Linked DNA regions of Mus musculus: region 2 is linked to region 1. The links are chromatin loops, found by intact Hi-C in ENCODE. Cell type or tissue: heart. All regions are shown on one strand.

Region 1 (5,000 bases):
ATAACTGCCTCAATGAGCTGTCTTTACAGTCCTGAGAGCAATCTTTAAAGGTGGAAATGGGGGACTGACAGCCAAGGCTGTCTTCTGGAATCTACAGTTGTTCACTAGCACTCCTGTGCAGGCACACATGATCACACACAGAAAAAACGCTATAGGTGCTAGGACACTTGGGAGCAGCTCTCACTTAAGAAATTACTACCAGGGCTGAGAGAGATGGCTCATCGGTTAAGACCACTGACTGCTCTTTTGGAGGTCCCGAGTTCAATCCCCAGCAGCCACATGGTGGCTCACAACCATCTGTAATGGGATCTGATGCCCTCTTCTGGTGTGTCTGAAGACAGAGACAGAGTAGTCATATAAAATAAGTAAATCTTAAAAAGAGAGAGAGAAATTATAGCTGTATTTGTGTGTATACTATGTACCCCCCTCTATCTGTTTCCCTTTCCTTTCACAAGGTCTCACTATGGAGTCCTGAACTCTCAGAGTTCTACTTGCCTCTTCCTCCCAAGTGCTGGGCCTAAAGGCGTGCGCCACCATGCCTGGCTTTGCTATCCTGTTATTAAGTGTGCTCTCTCTCCCCAACATGTATGCAGAACTGCCCTAAATTTTCCTCCAAATAAACCCCAATTCTGTTTCTTTTTTTTTTTTTTTTTTTTTTTCTTTTTCTTTTTTCAAGACATGATTTCTCTGTGTCGCCTGGGCTCTTCTGGAACTCACTCTGTAAACCAGGCTGGCCTCAAACTCAGAAATCCACCTGCCTCTGCCTCCCAAGTGCTGGGATTAAAGGCGTGTGCCACCACTGCCCAGCCTCCGATTCTGTTTCACAATAGCTCACTTTGAATCCTTTTTCTCCTGTAGCAAAGTCAAGAATACTGGTTTTGCTTCAATGCAGGTCTCTAAAAGACCATTTCTCAGGTTGTTGCAGGTGGCTCCTGAGGCCCTGTCTCCAGGGCCTGCCCCATAGCCACTGCCCTGCTATGCTAGGGCAACACGAGCAAAGACTTTAAGCACACCTCCTTTCACTACTGCATTTGTTTTTTTTTCTCTTATAAATGAAAACATTTAATTGGGACTGGTTATAGGTTCAGAGGTTCAGTTCATTGTCATCAAGGCAGGAGCACAGCAGCATCCAGGCAGGCATGGTGCAGGAGGAGCTGAGAGTTCTACATCTTCATCCAAAGGAAGCCAGGAAGACTGAGCAGCAGGCAGCTAGGAGGAAGATCTCCAAGCCCATCCCCACAGTGACACACTTCCTCTAACAAGACCACTCCCTGGGACGAGCATATGCAAACCATCACATTCCACTCCCTGTCCACCATAGGCTTGTTCAAACAGGAGTCTCTGGGGGCCATACCTAAACATAGCATAATGAAAAATACATTTAGGCCAACTTCAAAAGTCCCCTTGTAGCCAGGCGGTGGTGGCGCATGCCTTTAATCCCAGCGCAGTTCAAGGCCAGCTTGGTCTACAGAGTAAGTTCCAGGATAGCCAGGGCTACACAGAGAAACCCTGTCTTGAAAAACCAAAAAGAAAAAAAAAAAAAAAGAAAAAATGTATCCACTCTACATCCTGATTCCTTCCCCACCCCCACATGCCCCCCTCTTACTTATCTTTTACTTGTATTTTTCAGAAAAAGTCTTGCTATGTAGCCCAGGCTGGCTTTGAATTTGTGAAACCGTTCTTTTCCTTCCCAAGTGGTAAGCTTACAGGTGTATGCCAACGCCCCTGGCAACCTGGGTAGGTTCTTAACTAAACCTAGAAAGGTGGTTGCTCTGGTTGCTTGGCAACTGGCTATTTGTGTCTGTGGAGAGACTAAGAAGAGCATCAGGACAGAGAACAGCCTGGGGAGATCTCGCTAGGCCCCTAGCTCAAGGCTCATTTAAGAAAGTAAAGGTTCGGGGCTGGAGAGATGGCTCAGCGGTTAAGGACACTGACTCCGCTTCCAGAGGTCCTGAGTTCAATTCCCAGCAACCACATGGTGGCTCACAACCATCTGTAATGAGATTTGATGCCCTCTTCTGGTGTGTCTTATGTCAGCTACAGTGTACTCATGTATATTAAATAAATAATTCCTTTAAAAAAAAAAAAAAAAAAAAAAAAGAAAGTAAAGGTTCAACCGAAGCTGGTAGACTGGAGATGGGGAAGAGAGCAGCTTAGTCCAAAGTAAATGAGTCACCAAACCCAGGCTCCTGGCTATTCTCCAGCAGTCCTTAAAATCAGCATTACCAACCATGTATTTATTCACTATTTATTTATTTATTTATTTATTTATTTATTTATTTATCTATTTACCTATCTATCTATCTATCTATCTATTTATTTATTTATTTATGGTATGAGTGCTCTGTGTGCATGTATGCCTGCATGCCAGGAGAGGGCACTAGATCCCATTACAGATGGTTGAGAGCTACCATGTGGTTGCTGGAATTGAACTCAGGACCTCTGGAAGAACAGCCAGTGGTCTTAACCGAGGAACCATCTCACCAGCCCCCGCGTTATTCACTTTAATTCCATCTATTGGAATTCCATGATAGTTAGGCATGAGGTCTGAGTCTTCTCAGTGACAATCACCTATTCCCAGACGCAACCGCAGCTACTTCTCAGCCTCACAGAGGTCATTCAAGTAAAATCCTACTAAAAGTGCTAAGATTCCTCCAGACATCCATTCATTTATTTATTGAGAGACAGAGTGCCAGGTTGGGATTCAACTGAACTAGTTGTGGCTGGGTTTGAACTCCTGATCCAGCATCCAAATGTTGAGATTGTACGTGTGCAATAACCACACCCAGAATTGCCTGGCATCTTGAGGTAGAGTTGGTAGGCAACAAATACAGTTTTATCACTTGCCACTAGGCTTGTTCGGGGGCTGGTTAGATACCTCAGTAGGAAAAGTGCTTGTGAAGTTGTCACAATGATCTGAGTTCGATACCCAGCACCCACGGAAAAAGGTAAATGTTTTAAACTTCAAAGCTGGGAAAGAGGAAACAAGAAGCCTCCTGGAGTTCCATAGCCAGCTAGGCTAACCCAGTGGGGGAGCTCCAGATTCAGTGGGAGACCCTATCTCAAAAAAAAAAAAAAAAAAAAAAAAAAAAAAAAAAAGCTTGTGGCACACACCAGGCAATCTGAGTTCATAGCCAGCTTGGTCTACAGAAACCCTATGTTGGCCACCACCCACCACACATATGCGCGCGCGTATTACCTCCCTCCCCACCTGAAAGTTTTTTTTATTTTGTCTTATTTCAACCTAACCGTTAATTCCATATTTTTATTTGCAATTTGGTTTGGGAGAACCTGGCAACATCAAAGCAGGCTCTTCCCGGTTATATCCTGTGGCTTTATTGATTTTCTTTCTTATTATCTTCATGTGTTGCCAGAAACAGAAAAGTTCAGAGTCCGAGCCACCCTGGATTCCTTGAGGTCGAAGGGAGCCGGGAACAGCCTCCTGCCCTTTATCAACACGTCAGCCAAACTGCCCTCACGAGAAACTTCCGCCCGCCCGAGGCATGGCCCCCATCAGCCACGCAGAATTGGCTTCAGTCAGAAGCCCGACCGCCCCCTGGCAACAGAAGCGGCTTCCATTGGGCAGTTATAGAAGATGGCGGCGCCTGACCGCGTGCGAGGTCCACGCTTGGGGTCGGGGCCACAGCCTGCCTGCGGCATGGGCTCGGTGGATTGGTGGAGAGCCGTAGTGTCGTCACGTGGGCGGGGCGCGTCAGTTTGCGGAAGTAGGAGGGCTGAGAAGTGCTGAGTAAGCCGAGGTGAGTGACGGCGCGGCGGGGGCGGGGCCTGACGGCCCTTTCCCAAACCTCCTGGTGCCCCTGTCTTGAATGTCGTCACCTGGACCCTGCTTAGGACCGGCCTCGTGTCTGCGACTCTGAGGCATGTCCTCCGTTAACTCCTATCTGGCCTCCTTGAGTGCTCCCGGCTTCTGTCCTTTCATCCCCTGGCGTCCCCAACTCCCATCCGGTGACCGCATTCTTCTCCGTTGCCGCCCTCAGTTTCCCAACTTCCAAAATCAACCCTTCTCCCAATTCATTGCCCGACTTTCACCCTGGACTGTCCACTGTCCCCAGCTCCTCTCTCTGCGCTTCTGAGTGCTCCTGGTTTTCTGCCTCATTGCCCGATTTCCCCCACGCCACCTGCTTCCTGCGTCCGTCCCTTTGTGCCCAACCCCTGAGCCCCCATTTCTAACTCCCTGCTTATCTTCTCTTGTGCCTCCGGTTTCCATTTGCTCCCCCGTGTGTTTTTCCCAGTTCTCTAGCCTCCAATCCTGGGTTCACCTCCAGCTCCCTCCGATGACCTGGAAGCTGGCGACTAGGAGCCTGTGACCCAGGTGACTGTGACTAGGGATTTGGGTGTGAGTGCGACTGGGAGGGCACAAGGGTTTATGGATCTCTGCCTGTATTTTTAATGGGCAGTTCACATGATCGCAAACAAATACCAATCCTTCCTCTAAAGTTCCCCCACCTGCCCTCTTGCCAGCCCGACAGGATTGGGCAGGTTTGGTTTGGCCTCGTTGAAGCTCCACCCTTAGACTAGTGCAGTGTTTTGTTCTGGTCTCTGCCTTCACGTGGTTCTGGAGCTTGGAGGCCATGCTCTGTTCTTGTCTGTTTTCTCACTGTGCCAGATAGGACTGAATTTTCTGCCCACATTAGTGACTGCCACGAGGCTCAGTATTTGAATGAGAAGATGTAGAAGACAAGGCTTGGTGACCAGTGTGGCCCTGTACAAGCTCCCTGCTTTGCTGTTGTTTCATAGGCAGGATGGAAAGGGCTGGGGGATAGGGAGAGAGAGGACCAAAGGGAGAGCATTCCCCTTTGTTCATGTTTTCAGTGTTTATTAATCACCCTGACAACCAGGCGCTTTTATTTCTGTTACCTTTATTCTCTGCTCCCTTTCCACTGAGCAAATATTGATGTAGCTAGCGCCCGCCCGCTGTTCCTGCTTAGCCTGGGGAAGGGAGGCCAGTGACCTCCTTTGCCAGGGTCATGCTAATACCT
Region 2 (5,000 bases), 67 kb before region 1:
CCTGAAAGTTGTCCTCTATCAACTACATGTATGCTGTGGCTGAGCAGTGCTGAGCAGTCCCTGTGGCCTGGAAAGAGAATTAGGAATTGCAAGTCAAATCCTTGCATTTATTAGTACTGTGTCCTTGGGTAGGTCACTTACCAGGTAGAATTCATGGTTCTTAAAATTAAGGTAGCCGGGGCATGGTGGCGCACGCCTTTAATCCCAGCACTCTGGAGGCAGAGGCAGATGGAGCTTTGTGAGTTCTAGGCTAGCCTGGTCCAGGATGGCCGGACTACATATTGAGACTTTCTCTCAAACAATAAAGCAATAGATAGATAGATAGATAGATAGTTAAAATTAGGCTGGTGGTGTTATTGTACATTATGTATTCCTGTTACTTTGGAGGTTGAGGCAGGAGGATGGGTTCAAGGCTGGTCTGGGGAAGGATAGGATCTGCAGTTTGCCTCATCTGTAGAATGCAAGTGCCAGCAGCGTAGACATTATAGGGCTATCATGACACAGCATTTGTGTTAGTGCACAGTATGAGCATGGGAGCTGGAGGGTTAGCCTTGGGTAGCAATGTTGCTCATCCACCTTGTGTTTTGCAACAAGATCTCTCACTTGGACCTGGGGCTCTCAGGCGAGGTAAGCTGGCAGGGAGCCCCAGGGACTTGCCTGTCTCTACCTTTCCAGTCTGGAATCTTAAGTGTGCATCCACATGCCACGCCTTTCACACAGGTGCTGGGAATCGAACTCAGGTCCTCAGACTTGTGCGGCCAGTACTTCCCGGACCAAGCTCTCTTTCCTGTTCTCACCAGCTTTTGCTGTTTGCTTGCAGGCTGTTTAATTTCTTCAGGAGTCTAGTCTGTCAGGCCTAATGTGGGGAGCTGCATCTAGCGAGGCAGAGAGACACCAGCAGCAGGACCAGACCAGTGCAGCCGTACAAACCGGTCTGTAGCAGGACTGTCATCCATGTTCATTGAACGTGATTTCTGCCTCCCGGAGACCAGAAAGGGAGGAAGCAGAGTGGGAGCTCCTAGGTGGGAGGGAACTCGGAGGCCTCTGGGTTTAGGTTTTCTCCGCGCTCCTCCTCCGGGCTGGCCCTGCTCTATGAGATGCGAGGTGGAGGCTTGTACAGCACACTGAGAAGTTGCTGACAGCATTTGTTTCTTCTTCTTTAGAGATTTATTAACTTTTATTTTGTGTGTATGAGTTTTGCCTCATGCCTGCATGCGTCTAGCGTACCCAGGGAGGTCAGAAGAAGGCATTGGTTCCCCTGGAACTGGAGTTAAAGATAATTGTGAGCTGCCATGTGGCTGCTGGGAATTAAATCTGGGTCCTCTGCAAGAGCAGCCAGTGTTTGTTCTTTCTTTTCTTTCTTTTTTTTTTTTTTTTTTGGGTTTTTGAGACAGGCTTTCTCTGTAGCCCTGGCTGTCCTGGAACTCACTTTGTAAACCAGGCTGACCTCGAACTCAGAAATCTGCCTGCCTCTGCCTCCCGAGTGCTGGGATTAAAGGCGCGCGTGCTCTTTCTTAAGCACTGAGCCCTGTCTCTCCAGCCCGCAGCTGGCAGTATCCTCAGCAGCCATTCCTGGAACTCTGCTCTTCAAAGCCCCAGAGAGGAGAAAGCCACATGCAGGGGGTGCTCAGGAGCTGGACTGAGCCTGAGCCGTCATGGAAGCATTAGCTCCCGGTCCTAGATGCTGCTGTGATCATGCGCGTGGCCCTAGCTGTGGCTTGATAGCAGCATACACGCTGGACTCCTCCTGCCTGCAGTCAGCAGTGTTCCACTGCCTGGCACGGAGCTGGCACTGAGTGCAGGTGTGGGGTTGTCCTGTTTGTTTCCTTGATTTTATTTATGTTTGCTTGTTTGTTTGTTTTGTTTTCTGAGATGGGGTCTCTGCGTAGTCCTGGCTATCCTAGAATGCATCATATAGATCAGGCCGGGCTTGAACTCATTGAGGCCCTCTGTCTCTGCCTCCAGAGTGCTGGGATTAAAGGACTGTGTCACCCTGTCCAGCGATTTAGTTTTCATTTATTTGACAGTTTTATTTATTTACTTTAGACGAGGTCTCCTTGTATATCCCTGGCTGGTCTAGAACTCTCTACATGACTAGGCTGACCTCAGACACAAAGATCTACCTGTCTCTATCTCCCAAGTACTGGAATTAAAGGTGTAGACACCATTCCTGGTTTGATGTTTGTTGAGGCAAGGTGTGATGTAGCCCAGGCTGGCTCGGAGCTCCTGATCTTCCCACCTACAACTTTTGAGTGCAGGTGTGCACTGCCATGCTCGGCTTAGAACAGGACGGTCTGTTACGAGTGAGGTTGTATCACTGGAGGCCAGCAGTGCCCAGTGTCTGCCTACAGGGGGCAAGGGAAGTCTCGAGCTTGTATGAAGGCAGGAAGCCCAGCAGACACCTCCTTTTCCTTCTCTGAGCTGGAAACCAGAGGGGAAGGTCCCACCCAGAAAGCCTTTGTGCCTGACCCGAGTCACTTCCGGCTCTTCAGTGTGTTGGAGTCCCTCAAGAAGGGCTGAGCACTGACTTGGAGAAGCTCCGCATAAAGATAAGCTGTGTGGCCGGTGCTAGTGGAGAGCCCCTGCTGATCAAAGCCACCCTGGGCTACGCGGGCGGACTCCATTTCAGCTTCTCCATGCTTCCCCATAGAAGAAGACGTCGCTGTTGAGTTGATGTTCGTTCTAGGTAGGAGTTTACAGGGTTTCACAGTTCACTGAACGTGGGTCACAAGTATTTGCCTAGGCTGGCCACAGGTCGAGAAGAGTGAAGGTCCTGGCGCTTTGTTTGAAGTTCAGTAGGAGAAATGAGGTCCCCTGCCTCTATCCTGGGATGGCAAAAAAAAAAGGGGGGGGGGAGCGATGGCCTTGAGCAGGCCGCTTGCTGTGTCTAAGCTCACGGTGGGCATCTGCTCATCTTCCTGTGCTGGGTGGGTTCCTAGGTCAGAAAGGCTGGTCACCAGGGTGAGAGCCAGGTTGGCAGGTCTCAAGGTTGTGAAGAAGAGCGTACACACACCCCTGTTTCTTTTACAGCCTGAAGTCTGGGCAGAGATCTTGTGAAGACTGTTTCTCTTGCTAAGACTATCGGGTCCTTGACCTGGGTGTCCACAGCCCATCCCAAGATGTTGACACCTCTAACAGCTTCAAGAGAGGCTGTTCCTCTCTCTTCCCATCCCTCCTGAAGTAATTGCATTTGTCACCCCAAAAGGGATTTTCAGATCACACAGCCTCTCCACCCTGAGGGACATACACCTCTATTTTTCTTCTTATGGACAAGCTACATCAGGAGAGGCTCTGTCCTGTGGCACATGGCAGAGGACCTCCACTCTACAGAGCACAGCTGTTCTCCAGGGTCCGTGGTCATTTTTAGAAAAGCTCTGAAGGCGCTGCCATAGGTGCTGTAGCCTCTGGTCTCCATCTCTGTTCATCCTGTGAGCAGCGAGGGGCTCAGCAGCGCTCAGTGTGGACGTCTACACTGCGCAGTGACGAGTGTTGGCAAAAATGCGTGGTCGTTTTTATAGTATTAATATTGCCATGTAATTACTCTCATTCTGTCCTCAATATGATCTGTGTAGGGCTTTGCAGACTACACTTCCCAGTGGCCTTGGCCCTGAGAATTCTTACTCTGTAGATGGAGAGGCTGAGGCTCGGAGGGTGAATTGCCTGTGGTCCTCAGAAGAAAGCAGGCCTTTTGGATCTTCCTGATCTGAGTGGCCACCATGTTGCTCTCCCTGAGAGAGATCGCAGCCTCTTGGGAAAGCCTGGCACACCTTGCCAGAAGTAGAAAACTCTAATGAAGGACCTGGTTGATCTGTGGGGCTCCTGCCTGGGGTGGGCTGACAGGCACTCGAGACAAAACTGTGTGGGTGTGGTTCACAGTAGGTGGAGAGGGAGGCAGGACCTTCAGATAGTGGGTCCATGTGGAGCGCACACAGAGGCCAGGGACACAAGTAGGTGACATAGCCCTGGGGTAGAGTGAGTCTTCTCGAGTGGCTTGGGGTCCTGCCTTACGCCCTGGAAGGCATTGTGTGATGCATGAGTATTCCGACACATGTGGCTTAAGGTTGCAGGAACATAGCAATCTGGACTTGCAAAGGCTGAATTACTGCTTCGTGAAGCAGCTGCTCTAGTGCCGGATGCTTCTGTGGGAGCAGAGTGTGTGTGTGTGTGTGTGTGTGTACTGTCTGAGTCCCTCTCGAAGAGGTCTCCCCCACTCAGCTGGGGCCAGGAGGCCTTTCCTTTCATCCACACTTTCTAGTGGCTGGGTTTGATTTGGGGAAGAGAAGGAAGCCCCGTCCTGCTGTCCTCAGCTGCCCTCATTCTCAGGGAGGACACTTGGATTCCTGTCTGAGACTGCCCCCATCCTCTATGACTGGCTGGCTACAGGGTGATGCTTAGATCGGGTGGCTGTTGGGCACATGGGTTATGTAACAGTTAGTGATGGACCAGGAGCAGGGAGGGTGAATGTCATGTAGTGTGAGTGTTTGCATGACTGTGATGTCCCACAGCTGTGGCAGGGAGTGTGATACACGGTGCTTTTCTTTCCTGTGGGAAGGCTAGACTGGAAGTTAGAGACCCTTGGATCTCTGTCCGACTCTTCCCTACTGGGCCCACCTGATGCTCCCCTGCATACTGGTGCATACTGGTGCCTTCAGCCAAGGACATCAGTTACAGCTGGGTGTCTTGGTGACCCATTTATGTCCACCAGGGCATCAGAGCTGGAGCTGGGGAGGGCTGACAGTCTAGGTCTAGCCTTTTCATTCTTCCTTGTGGCCGAGATGGGGACAGTCACTGGAGCTTATGTACGGCTAGGCAAGGGCTCTTCTGCTGAGCTGCACCCCCATCCCTGAGTCTCCCCATATGTGCACGTAAGGAGAGCTAGTTCACGGATGGGCAGAACACTGAGCGAGTTGGGTCTGATCTCGGTCCAGTACCACCTCCTCACCTAGAGCCCTTTTTGTTGAAAACTCAGCTTTCCTCTGCCATTTCTTCCCCCACCACAA

What was found. Hi-C counts contacts between places; a loop is a spot of excess contacts. Peaks named below come from ENCODE experiments on the same cell type or tissue, not always from the same donor. Only the 100,000 strongest peaks of a DNase experiment are listed, where the experiment ranks them.
Region 2: it touches region 1 in a loop (2.3-fold over the local background); 2 of 42 quality-filtered maps call a loop at or near these places.

What each region holds. Positions count from the first base shown.
Region 1 is chr15:79,326,968-79,331,967 of GRCm38, reverse strand. Pla2g6 (phospholipase A2, group VI) reads left to right here and starts at 3,597. Exons shown (of 17, transcript NM_001199023.1): 1 at 3,597-4,333. In heart, a CTCF peak has its summit at 2,363 (motif pointing right); DNase peaks (open chromatin) are centred at 3,637 and 4,297; H3K4me3 peaks cover 1,892 bases; H3K27ac peaks cover 2,436 bases.
Region 2 is chr15:79,394,362-79,399,361 of GRCm38, reverse strand. The region is part of intron 1 of Tmem184b (transmembrane protein 184b); the gene reads left to right. Among named protein-coding and RNA genes, the nearest start is that of Tmem184b, 6.4 kb to the left of the region's middle. In heart, CTCF peaks have their summits at 2,335 and 3,451; DNase peaks (open chromatin) are centred at 2,451, 3,881 and 4,241; H3K4me3 peaks cover 430 bases; H3K27ac peaks cover 3,378 bases.